4 separate regions of the Homo sapiens genome follow, and all the other regions are linked to region 4. Evidence: chromatin contacts called from ENCODE Hi-C or POLR2A ChIA-PET data. All regions are on one chromosome and are shown on one strand. Each heading gives the region's core, a stretch centred on a gene start or an enhancer-like site at or near the end of the contact. The rest is flanking DNA. Distances are from core to core; before and after follow the strand shown.

The links. A loop is a pair of places that touch in the nucleus more often than their neighbours do. ChIA-PET counts read pairs that join two places held with the same protein, here RNA polymerase II (POLR2A). Pooled maps may share reads with other maps.
Region 1: a loop to region 4 is called in a pooled map, with 5 times the contacts of the local background. The contact joins the enhancer-like site here to the promoter of UBXN11 in region 4. A Hi-C loop is called at or near these places in 4 of 50 pooled maps. POLR2A ChIA-PET finds 5 or more read pairs at or near these places in 2 of 52 experiments (K562 and activated CD4-positive, alpha-beta T cell).
Region 2: a loop to region 4 is called in a pooled map, with 5 times the contacts of the local background. The contact joins the promoter of AUNIP here to the promoter of UBXN11 in region 4. A Hi-C loop is called at or near these places in 5 of 50 pooled maps.
Region 3: a loop to region 4 is called in a map of naive thymus-derived CD4-positive, alpha-beta T cell, with 6 times the contacts of the local background. The contact joins the promoter of ARID1A here to the promoter of UBXN11 in region 4. A Hi-C loop is called at or near these places in 1 of 168 maps with a recorded cell type or tissue (naive thymus-derived CD4-positive, alpha-beta T cell), 2 of 37 single-sample maps with no recorded cell type and 7 of 50 pooled maps. POLR2A ChIA-PET finds 5 or more read pairs at or near these places in 1 of 52 experiments (OCI-LY7).

What each region holds. Positions count from the first base shown.
Region 1 is chr1:26,743,400-26,746,099 of GRCh38, forward strand. All of the region lies in intron 4 of ARID1A (AT-rich interaction domain 1A), which reads left to right. Among named protein-coding and RNA genes, the nearest start is that of PIGV, 43 kb to the right of the region's middle. RefSeq lists an enhancer at 932-1,001. Within about 2 kb of position 1,337, at least 31 of the 41 ENCODE cell types and tissues checked have a DNase peak (open chromatin) inside an H3K27ac peak, as active enhancers do.
Region 2 is chr1:25,858,140-25,860,839 of GRCh38, forward strand. AUNIP (aurora kinase A and ninein interacting protein) reads right to left here and starts at 1,318. Exons shown (of 3, transcript NM_024037.3): 1 at 1,141-1,318. The coding sequence starts at 1,218. RefSeq lists enhancers at 973-1,598, 1,496-1,725, 1,599-2,224 and silencers at 1,216-1,475, 2,076-2,135.
Region 3 is chr1:26,694,565-26,697,264 of GRCh38, forward strand. It overlaps ARID1A (AT-rich interaction domain 1A), which reads left to right and starts at 1,451. Exons shown (of 20, transcript NM_006015.6): 1 at 1,451-2,700. The coding sequence starts at 1,840. It overlaps LOC124900417 (translation initiation factor IF-2-like), which reads right to left and starts at 1,841. Exons shown (of 2, transcript XM_047439473.1): 1 at 1,653-1,841; 2 at 1-1,401. The coding sequence starts at 1,841. The coding sequence ends at 715. RefSeq lists enhancers at 284-1,220, 1,221-2,156 and silencers at 1,135-1,464, 1,555-1,714, 2,085-2,414, 2,465-2,700.
Region 4 is chr1:26,305,329-26,308,028 of GRCh38, forward strand. UBXN11 (UBX domain protein 11) reads right to left here and starts at 1,308. Exons shown (of 15, transcript NM_001389556.1): 1 at 1,264-1,308. RefSeq lists enhancers at 1,099-1,148, 1,549-1,638.

The sequences.
Region 1 (2,700 bases), core at 87-2,586, 440 kb after region 4:
GTGCCCAGAACAGGCAGATATTTGTAAACCTTTGTTGAATACCTCCTAGATTCTTGCTACCTAGTTGAGCTTTGGGAGCTGACGTTTTGTTGTTTAGGTTTATTGAGAGGAGTGACAAATCCTCTCAATAAATGCTTTAAAAATTAGAACATTTGGCTGGGCACGGTGGCTCACACCTATAGTCCCAGCACTTTGGGAGGCTGAGGCGGGTCATCATGAGGTCAAGAGTTCAAGACCAGCCTGGACAACATGGCGAAACCCTGTCTCTACTAAAAATACAAAAATAGGCAGGTGTGGTGGCAGGGGCCTGTAGTCCCAGCTACTCGGGAGGCTGAGGCAAGAGAATCGCTTGAACCCGGGAGGCAGAGGATGCAGTACTCCATCTCAAAAAAAAAAAAAAAAAATTAAAACATTTGAAGGATTTTAATTTTACACAGTTTCTGTTCCCTTTTGTTCATTTCATGATAGAAGGAGAGAGGGCCCACAGTCCTTATCTAGGTTTTTGATGGTTGATTTTCAAAAAGATAACAGAAATGTCACTAGCGATTTTGGTAACCAGAGAAGCAGGGTCTTTCTGAGGTTGGTGACCTGTTTTCTTTATAGCTGACCATGTATCTGTGCCTGCTCCCCTTGAATTATAGCCCAGGTGCTCTCTCAGAGTCTCGAAAAGGAAATCCCCACCCCCTCTGTCATATCTGCCCAGACTGCTAAGAGCAGCATGTACCCTGTGCATGTAGCCATCCCTTCTCTAGAACGCTGGTTCTCTGGGCTGGACTGGCCAATCCGCTTCTCCATCTTAGTCACACTGTTCCAACCCTGATACTGCCTGCTGACTGCCTGAGCCTGTGCTGCTTGCAGCAGATTACTGTATGCTTGTTCCTGGGCCCATTTCCTGTTTCTATTCTAGTCGCTGGTGGCTCAGCTCTGCTTCCTGCCTGTGTGTCTCACACAGATTCCTCTTGCTGGAACCTTTTGTTTCCTTCGGAACAGCCTCAATCTTTGAAAAGCAACTGAGCCTTAACTCTAGTATGATGGCTCTTGAGTCACTTAGTCCTACAGAGGTCTGGCTGGAAGTACCTCTTCCCCATTAAGCACACCGTTTGAATTTTACCTTGTTTTTCAGTTTGTCGTCAGCCCTGCTGTAGGAAGTTAAGTTGGGCCAAACTTGTCCTCACTTATTAGTACACAGAGCTATCGGGACTGGTATGTCCTGATTCTTTTGTACCTGGAGCTTTTAAATGTATTTCCTACTACTCAAGAAGACACTTGGTATCCTCTCTGGCCCAAGCTTCCCTGAAGCCCAGGTGATACTTATTTTGAGTTGGGCAGGTTATGCCATCCTCAGCAGAATAACAGGCTGCAGAAAACATAGGGATGGAAAAGAAAGCGTGTGCTGACTCAACCCTCCATCCTGTGTGAGCAATTCAAACCCCCCACCCACCCCCTCAGAGCTTAGGGTGAGAGAGAGAAAGTACAGTGAGGTTGTAAAAAGGGAAGAAGTGAAGGAGGTTGTCCTGGACAAATGTATTTAAAGGCCTAAGGCTCCCCCCTCTTGCCCATTTCCTACAAAAAATATGCTTCGTGAATAAATCTTTTTTCTCTTCCTTTACAGCCACTCTTTTGGGATCATTTGATAATACTGAGTCAGAGGATTTCTGTACTGGACCCTAGGTCTAGCTATGTTTAAAAGAGAGAGATTTAATATAGGGAATTTGGGCTTACAACTGGAAGGAGTGAGGGAGCTTGCTCTAGGCTTGGCCTCCAAGAAACCAGACCCAGATTTAACCTAGATTTGACCTACCAGGGGAACGTCTATCTCGGAGCTACTATTAGATTGATTGCTCTTGAATCATACCCCTAAACCTGTGGTCCAGAATCAGTAAACTGGAATCAAGAAGCAGTAGCTGCTGCCGCCAGAACCAGCACCCAGTTAAGTGGAGGATGGAACCAAAATGCTCCTGCAGAAACAAGTAAAGGAGACAGAAATATGGTCTCTGCTTACTTTGATCTAATCTCATGAGTCAGCTTCTCATTAGCAGAAGCTGAATTGTATCCAAAACCAAGGGATTCTTGGAAATTTCGTTTTTAAGCTTTTTAACCTCTACAATTAGAGAAAGAATAGAATGGAGGCTGCATGAACTAGCCCAACAGAATATTTACAATACTGACACCCCATTCCCGTCTCCCCTCCCACCCCCAACTTTACATATGACGAACCTAAGGCCCAGAAAGGGCAAGAGACTTGTCCAGGGTCATTCAGTAAATGAGAACATTGGATTCTCTGACTGCTAGTCCAGTGGTTCTACTGTTGCTTTTACTGTTAGGACCAACTCCTGTACAAGACCAGCAAAAAGATCCTTTAAGAAAAGGCCGCAGGCACGGTAGCTCACACCTGTAATCCCAGCACTTTGGGAGGTTGAGGCGGTGAGATCACCTGAGGTTGGGAGTTCAAGACCAGCCTGACCAACATTAAGAAACTCCGTCTCTACTAAAAATACAAAATTAGCCGGGCGTGGTGGCATGTGCTTGTAATCCCAGCTACTTGGGAGGCTGAGGCAGGAGAATCGCTTGAACCTGGGAGGCGGAGGTTGCGGTGAGTCAAGATTGTGCCACTGCACTCCAGTCTGGGCAACAAGAGCAAAACTCTGTCTCAAAAAAATAGAAAAGGAAAAATGCCATATTCAGAAAATGGACTTTGCC
Region 2 (2,700 bases), core at 68-2,567, 450 kb before region 4:
CTGGGCGACAGAGCAAGACTCCATCTCAAAAAATAATAATAATAAATAATAATAATAAAATGATCAAATTTCTTATCTATAAAACCAGGATAATGACAAAATCTACTTTACTGAATTTTGGTGAGTACCTGCCATTGATAAAGTGTATAAAGTCTCGGCAAAATGCCTGACACATAGAAAGCACTCAATAAAGGTTAGGTATTGTTGTTATTATTTATACACCTCTTTTCTTCCCTATAAGACTGTGAGCAACCTGAGAGCAAGAATCTTGCCCCTAGTGTCTGTTTTGAGCCTGTTTTCCGTATGTAAAATGGGTATCATTACACTATCTACCATATAGAATTGTACCAAACAAGGTAACATACCTAAAACACTTAGCACCAGCATAAAATGCTCAATAAACATGAATGATTATTATGTCGCACTTTTGTTTCTTTACAGTGACTGAAGAGCATCTTGCCTAGGTGACAGACCTGAATGTGATTTCCAGCTCCTTCTAGTTAGGCGGGCCTAGGTTAGTTACTGAACCTCAGTTTCCTCATTCCCAGCAAGAATGACGACACATATAACGCATATTCAGTATCTAATGCAGTATCCGGCACCCAGTGACTGCTCAGTACATAGGAGGCCAGCTCCCCTTCCCATAGCTTCTACTTTTCCCCTCAAAGTTACCGGTTCTGGGCAGGTAGTTGGCCTGCAACTTGGCAAATTGGGTGGAAACAGACCCCGGGGTGAGAATTTCCCCAATTTGCATTCGCATCCATCTCCCAATGCTCCAGCCTCTACTAGGACGTCTCGCAGGGACTGTGGCCTCCTAGGGAGCCTGGTCAGTTCAACTGCTCCGAGCGAACTTTCCCTCCGCCTCTCCCACACCTGAACCTTCGCCGCCCCTCCCTGCGCACCGCTCCTCCAGACCCCCCAACAGCACGCTCTTTCCTTCCGTCCCTCCCATCCTCCCCAAGCCCCGTTTTTCAACCTTCTTCAGACCACAATCCCTCTCGCCTGTGAATCCCCAACGCTGTTCCCTTCTCTGTCCCCGACTTCGCTTTCATCATCTCCAGGTGTCCCCCAAACTCCTCCCGTCTTACGCCTCCAGGCCCTACCTGGTTCCCAACGCCCTCTCATCCCCCAGCGTCCCACCTGCACTTTCCGCCTCTTCAGCGCCGCCGCGTCCAGCCACACGCCGCAGGCCTCCTCCTCGGGGCCTGTCCGCCTCATGGCCGCTGAGGAGACGAAGCCGGCAGGACGCCGGCGCAGGCTCCCGGCGCCTCAGGGAACGCCAGAACCGCGGCCGCCGACGTTCGGATCTCGCGCCAACGCTGGGGGCGGGGCTACGTCGCGACCGCCCCGGGCGCCAGCCCCGCCCCGGCAAGGCCCTGGCCCCCTTCGCTGTGCCCCGCCCACGCACTAACTTTCGCGGCCGGTCCCTTGAGTGCGTGCGGCATATTTCCCTGCGCGGAGGAGTGCGTGTTCTTTCTGATCCGCTCTTTCAAGAGCGGATTCGGAAGCTGCTGTGTGAACGGTTCTCGACAGCCTCAGAAATGTACATTTTCTTTTTGCTGTATTGAAAATTTCTTACAGTATTTCCCGGGCTTAGGAATTTGTTCGTGTCATCGCTGAATCTTCGCGATCACCCCCAGAAGGAAGTGGCTGAGCCGAGATCAGGCCCGTCGACTCCAGACCAGGGGTCCTCGACCTAAGTGGTTACCAGACACTCGAGTGTGCGAACAACTTTGGTAATTTTTTTTTTTTAATGTAAGCGTAACTACGAAGCCACATGGGAGAGGATTTTGAAGAGGTTAAAATTTGGGGTCAGGAACTAGATTTCAGTCCTGCTTTCACCGTTTACTGTGCCTTGGATTTTAAAGAGGATCAAATGAGGTTGTGAAAGTACTTTGTGAATTCAGAAAACCCCTTGGAAATGCAAAAATGTTGGCACCCCCACCCATCCTTCCGTCCCTAACCACAATCTCCATAGATGGAATATATGTACATTATACGTAATGTTTACATATTGTATATGTAAAAAAAATTTTTTTTTGAGACGGAGTCTCACTGTCGCCCAGGCTGGAGTGCAGTGGCGCTATCTCGGCTCACTGCAGCCCCGCCTCCTGGGTTCAAGCGGTTCTTCTGTCTCAGCCTCCCTAGTAGCTGGAAGTACAGGCGCACGCCACCACACCCAGCTAATTTTTGTATTTTTAGTAGAGACGGGGTTTCACCATTGGCCAGGCTGGTCTCGAACTCCTGACCTCGTGATACGCCTGCCTCAGCCTCCCAAAGTGCTGGGATTACAGGCATGAGCCACCGCGCCCGGCCAAAAATTTTGTAATTTTTTTTTTTTGGTGGAGGGAGGATAGAAGCTCAGCCACCTCTTGCCCAGTCTGCAGCAGGTCAGCCAGGAACCTCAACCATCTCTGCAGCCAGAGCCTGTCTTCATGGTGGACAGAGCCATCTCGCTTTGTCACCCAGGCTCGGGTACAGTGGCACAGTCTCAGCTCACTGCAGCCTCAACCTCTTGGGCTCAAGCGATCCTGCCACCTCAGCCTCCCAAGTAGCTGGGACTACAGGTGTGTGCCACCACGCCTGGCTAATTTTTGTATTTTTAGTAGAGATGGGTTTTCGCCATGTTGGCCAGACTGGTCTCAACTTCCTGCCCTCAGGTGATATGCCTGCCTCAGCCTCCCAAAGTGCTGGGATTAC
Region 3 (2,700 bases), core at 201-2,700, 390 kb after region 4:
AGCTCAATCGGGGTCTCTTAGAATGTAATGGTAAACTTTAAACAATCTTTACGCTACAGGATAGAAAACAAATCTGACAAGCATCCATTTTCTAAGTGACTTGTTGGACTGTGCCTTTTCTTCAAGGAGAAAATGGTTTCCATTTTCTGCATCTCTCTTCTGTAATGGTTTGAACACTCAGGTTCCTGCAGTCCCTGGAGCCTCTTCTGTGGGTTTTCAGTATTAGAAGGTACTGTCTTTGGAGACTGGGGCTACTTGTCATGGTAGGCTAAGTTTTCTTAAGAGGGAGTGAGAAACGGTGTTTAGGTTTTCCTGCTGGGTAACTGTTCTATGCTCCTAAAGCAACTTCAGTGGCCTCCATTTTAAGTTAGTGGTGAGATGATCAGTTTTGACTTCAAATCCATTTTGATATTCTGATCCCATTGTTGAATGTGCTCACAACTTGATTTTTTTTTTTTTAAAGGCAAGTAGACCGAAGGCAGCTTTGGTGACTCCACTTCTTTTTAAAGTCACCCTCCTCTGCCCTCTGACTTTAAGTGACAGGCAGTTCCCTCCCCTCTCTTTCAATTCTGTAAAATGGGGATAATCCGGACCTCATGCCCCCAGAGCCTTGTAAGGACCGGCTAATGAGGGCAGGCGAGTGGGAAACGAATCGTCTGAACAATGATCAGTCATTCTTTCGGGCTTGCAAAGAGGGTAAAAAAGGTTGGGTCTTTAGCGGGGTCCGTAGAAGGCTTTGAAGACGAAAAGTGCTGTAGAGGTGCTAAGCAGCAGCCAACGGACCGGGCCCGCTGCCAGGGGGTCAGGGCTGGGCCGAGGCGGCCGCGGTCTCAGGCTCTGGCCAATTTTGCAGCCGCGGGTAAAGTTCACGCTGCCCGCTCCCCTCGGTACGGCCGGGAGGGGACAGACCTGGATAGGGACGCCGGGAGGGAGGCGGCGCAGGCTCCAGAGATGCGCGGGCTCCGGGCCGGGTTTTCTCCGAAGCCTTCGGCGGCGGCGCTGCCTAGCGAAAGCGGCTGAGGGCCTGCCGCCGCCGCGGCTTGTTCTCTCCCCTCCTCCTTTGTGAAGGGAAGGGAGCGAGTCCGTTCCACGGCCTGCGCCCGCTCCGCTCTCCACTCCGGGTTTGCCAGGCGGCCGCGACGGCGCTGGGTAAAATGGCAGTGCTGAGCCTCGTGTCGGAGTGAGGGGGACTCGGAGGAGAGTGGGGCGCTCTAGCCGCTCAGTCCGGCCGACCGCTTGCTCGCCCGCCCGCTGCCGCGCAGCAGCCTCGACCCAAGCCGCAGCTGGCGAGGGGAGGCAGGGCGCCGGGCTCGGCCCGCGCTCTGACTCTGGCTCCCGGCGCCCCGGCTGCTGCCGCGCGCCCTCCAGCCCGCCCGTCCCGGGTCCCCCTCCCCCCGCTCCCTCCCTCCCTCCCCGCCCCCTCCCCCTCGCCTCCCTCCCTCCCTCCCTCCTCCTTTCTCCGGCAGCAGAAAGCGGAGAGTCACAGCGGGGCCAGGCCCTGGGGAGCGGAGCCTCCACCGCCCCCCTCATTCCCAGGCAAGGGCTTGGGGGGAATGAGCCGGGAGAGCCGGGTCCCGAGCCTACAGAGCCGGGAGCAGCTGAGCCGCCGGCGCCTCGGCCGCCGCCGCCGCCTCCTCCTCCTCCGCCGCCGCCAGCCCGGAGCCTGAGCCGGCGGGGCGGGGGGGAGAGGAGCGAGCGCAGCGCAGCAGCGGAGCCCCGCGAGGCCCGCCCGGGCGGGTGGGGAGGGCAGCCCGGGGGACTGGGCCCCGGGGCGGGGTGGGAGGGGGGGAGAAGACGAAGACAGGGCCGGGTCTCTCCGCGGACGAGACAGCGGGGATCATGGCCGCGCAGGTCGCCCCCGCCGCCGCCAGCAGCCTGGGCAACCCGCCGCCGCCGCCGCCCTCGGAGCTGAAGAAAGCCGAGCAGCAGCAGCGGGAGGAGGCGGGGGGCGAGGCGGCGGCGGCGGCAGCGGCCGAGCGCGGGGAAATGAAGGCAGCCGCCGGGCAGGAAAGCGAGGGCCCCGCCGTGGGGCCGCCGCAGCCGCTGGGAAAGGAGCTGCAGGACGGGGCCGAGAGCAATGGGGGTGGCGGCGGCGGCGGAGCCGGCAGCGGCGGCGGGCCCGGCGCGGAGCCGGACCTGAAGAACTCGAACGGGAACGCGGGCCCTAGGCCCGCCCTGAACAATAACCTCACGGAGCCGCCCGGCGGCGGCGGTGGCGGCAGCAGCGATGGGGTGGGGGCGCCTCCTCACTCAGCCGCGGCCGCCTTGCCGCCCCCAGCCTACGGCTTCGGGCAACCCTACGGCCGGAGCCCGTCTGCCGTCGCCGCCGCCGCGGCCGCCGTCTTCCACCAACAACATGGCGGACAACAAAGCCCTGGCCTGGCAGCGCTGCAGAGCGGCGGCGGCGGGGGCCTGGAGCCCTACGCGGGGCCCCAGCAGAACTCTCACGACCACGGCTTCCCCAACCACCAGTACAACTCCTACTACCCCAACCGCAGCGCCTACCCCCCGCCCGCCCCGGCCTACGCGCTGAGCTCCCCGAGAGGTGGCACTCCGGGCTCCGGCGCGGCGGCGGCTGCCGGCTCCAAGCCGCCTCCCTCCTCCAGCGCCTCCGCCTCCTCGTCGTCTTCGTCCTTCGCTCAGCAGCGCTTCGGGGCCATGGGGGGAGGCGGCCCCTCCGCGGCCGGCGGGGGAACTCCC
Region 4 (2,700 bases), core at 58-2,557:
TTTCATAAAACAGCTTTGAGATATAATTCACATATTTCACCTTCTTACAGTGTAATTTTCTTTTTAGTATATTCACAGAGCTGTACTACCATCACAATTTTAGAACATTTTCGTCAGCCTAAACAAACCCTGTACCCTTTGGCAGTCACCCCCAATTTACCCTCCAGCCCCCACCCCTTTTCCAAGGCAGCCTTAGGCAACCACAAATCTACTTTCTGTTCTATAGACTTGCCCACACTGCACATTTCATATAAATGGAATATATACTAAAATATACTAAAAATTGAAATTTACACTTTAAAGGAGTGAAGTATGTAATACGTGAATTATATCTCAATAAAGCTGTCATGGGAAAAAAAAACAAAACTCCTAAACCAAATCCAACATTTTCGTCAAACTCACTTCCTCCCACTTCCCCCTTCTTAATGGGACCCCATCACCCAACCACATTTTTTCTCTCCTTCCTTCCCTCTTACGCCATCTTGCCTCTTACATCAAACCCTGCAGGCTAAACTCTCTCACATATAGCTGCCCCTTTCCATGGCCACCGTCGGCCGTCCTAGTGGGACTCTCACTGCCCATTCTGGGGGCTGTCACATGGCTCCCAACTGACTTCCCTACTTCCAGTGTCACTCCAGTCCAGTCCGACACATTGTCTCCAGGTTAATCTTCTCCCAGATTACAAGGGCCCCTGAAGGCAAAGGCTGCATTTCCCTGTCCGTTTGGGGGGACTCCTGAGGGCAGGGGCATATCTCTTTCTCCTTCAGATTAGGGAGCCCTGAGGACAGTCGCCTAACTCCTTCACTTTGGGGCTTCCAAGGGCAGGACTGTGACTACCCCTCAGGCCAAAAGGTCCTTAAGGCAGAGTTGTCACCCACTTCAGACCTGGCTCTGAGAGCAAATCTCTGCACCATGCCTCTACATCTTTGGAACCAAACTCAGTGCTGTGCTTGACTCACAACATTCTTCTTCACACCTCCTCGGCCTCTCCGTCATCCCCAGAGCCCAGAGCTCTGGCGGGGACACGGTCCGGCCCGCTGCCAGGACTCCCTAATGCCCCCAGGACGCGCTCAGGGAGCGACGTCTATCACGATCTAACCCAGCCCTGGAGGCCGTGTCGCCTCCTTCCGCCTCCACGCGTAGTCATGGTAAGCAGGGTCTTGAACCTCTCCTGTGGGAGCCGCGGAGCTCGCAGGCCCTCGGGGCTCGGGCTCCAGCCTGCGTGGGGACTCCAGGGGCAGAAAGGTCTTAAGCCAGACTCACCACGCAGGGCCGCTAGCCGTCCCGCAGCGCCGCCATCTTGTTGTCACGCGGTTTCCTAGGCGACCAGGACCCGTGCACTTCTCATTGGCTAGTTTGAGGGAGGCCTGAGCAACCTGCAGACAGCGAAGGTGGATACAGTCGCCTGTGCTCGGATTCTATTGGCCCACAGAGTCGGTATTCTTCGCGGGCGAATCCCAGAATGCACCGCTCTGAGAGGGCTCCAGGTCCGGGGCGGGGTGGGGGGGGGGGGTGGTTCGTTCCTACCCTCAGGTGCGGGAGGAAGGAGCCTGGGATTAGGTTAATGAAACTGCTGGCAGCCTCACATTCAGGACCTGAATGTGTGATCCCGACAGTGCCGCTATTTTGCTAAATTGATCTTGGGAGGAATTATCCCTCTTAGCTTATTTCCCCATATGATCAGTATTGTAACACGAAGTACTGTAATACTTCACGGAGGCTGCTTTGAGGATGGATTGCAATGATGCAAGTACTTAATAAATGTTTCCTAAATCTGAGTTTCTGTGACAAATCCTTGACCAGATTGGCGCCCGGAAGGGCGGCCCAAATTCTAGTTCCCTTGTGTTAAGAGTTGGGTAAGACAATTTCCCCTCCCAGAGCCTCATCTGTAAAATTGTGTTGGATTAGACTCAGTCACCAAAACAGCTAAAGGCAGTTAAGACCACGAACTTTGGAATTAGGAGTCCTGGCTCCTTACTGTGTGTTCTTGGGCACTTTATACACCTTAGTTTTTATATCTGTAAAACAGTGATAATACCTACCCCCACTGGGTTGCCGTGAGGATTAAATAAGGTAATGCAAAGTACACGATTTTAAAGGGGAAAGCCGAAACAGAAACACCTGTAGAGAGCACTTTTTCAAAAACGTTTCCTGCTGTTAATCATCATCATCATCTCTTCACCCTTTCAGCTGTGATGGTCTGGGAGTTTATGATTTCTGATCTCAGGCACTCACTTCTTTGTGCCCAGGTTCAAAAGCCCTTTCTCTGCACAACCCAAGAGTGTTTTTCTGTTGCTTTTTTTTTTTTTTTTTTTTAATTTTCCGTTTGACTTTCTAGCCTACCACATTCAGGGAAGGGTAGGCTCTGCTCACTGCAACATCCGCCTCCCAGGCTCAAGCTATCCTCCCATCACAGCCACCAGTGTAGCTGGGACTACAGGTGTGCACAACAACGCCCAGCTAGTTTTTGTATTTTCTTGTAGAGACGGGGTCTTGCCATGTTGCCCAGCCTGGTCTCAAACTCCTGAGCTCAAGCCATCCGCCCATCTCTGCCTCCCAAAGTGGACAGCATTCTTTATATGCAAATTGGAAGCTAAAGAGAGCTACTACTACTGAGTGCCAAGTACCAGATGGTAACATGAAATTTACAGATGAGGGCCGGGCGTGGTGGTTCACGCCTGTAATCCCAGCATTTTGGGA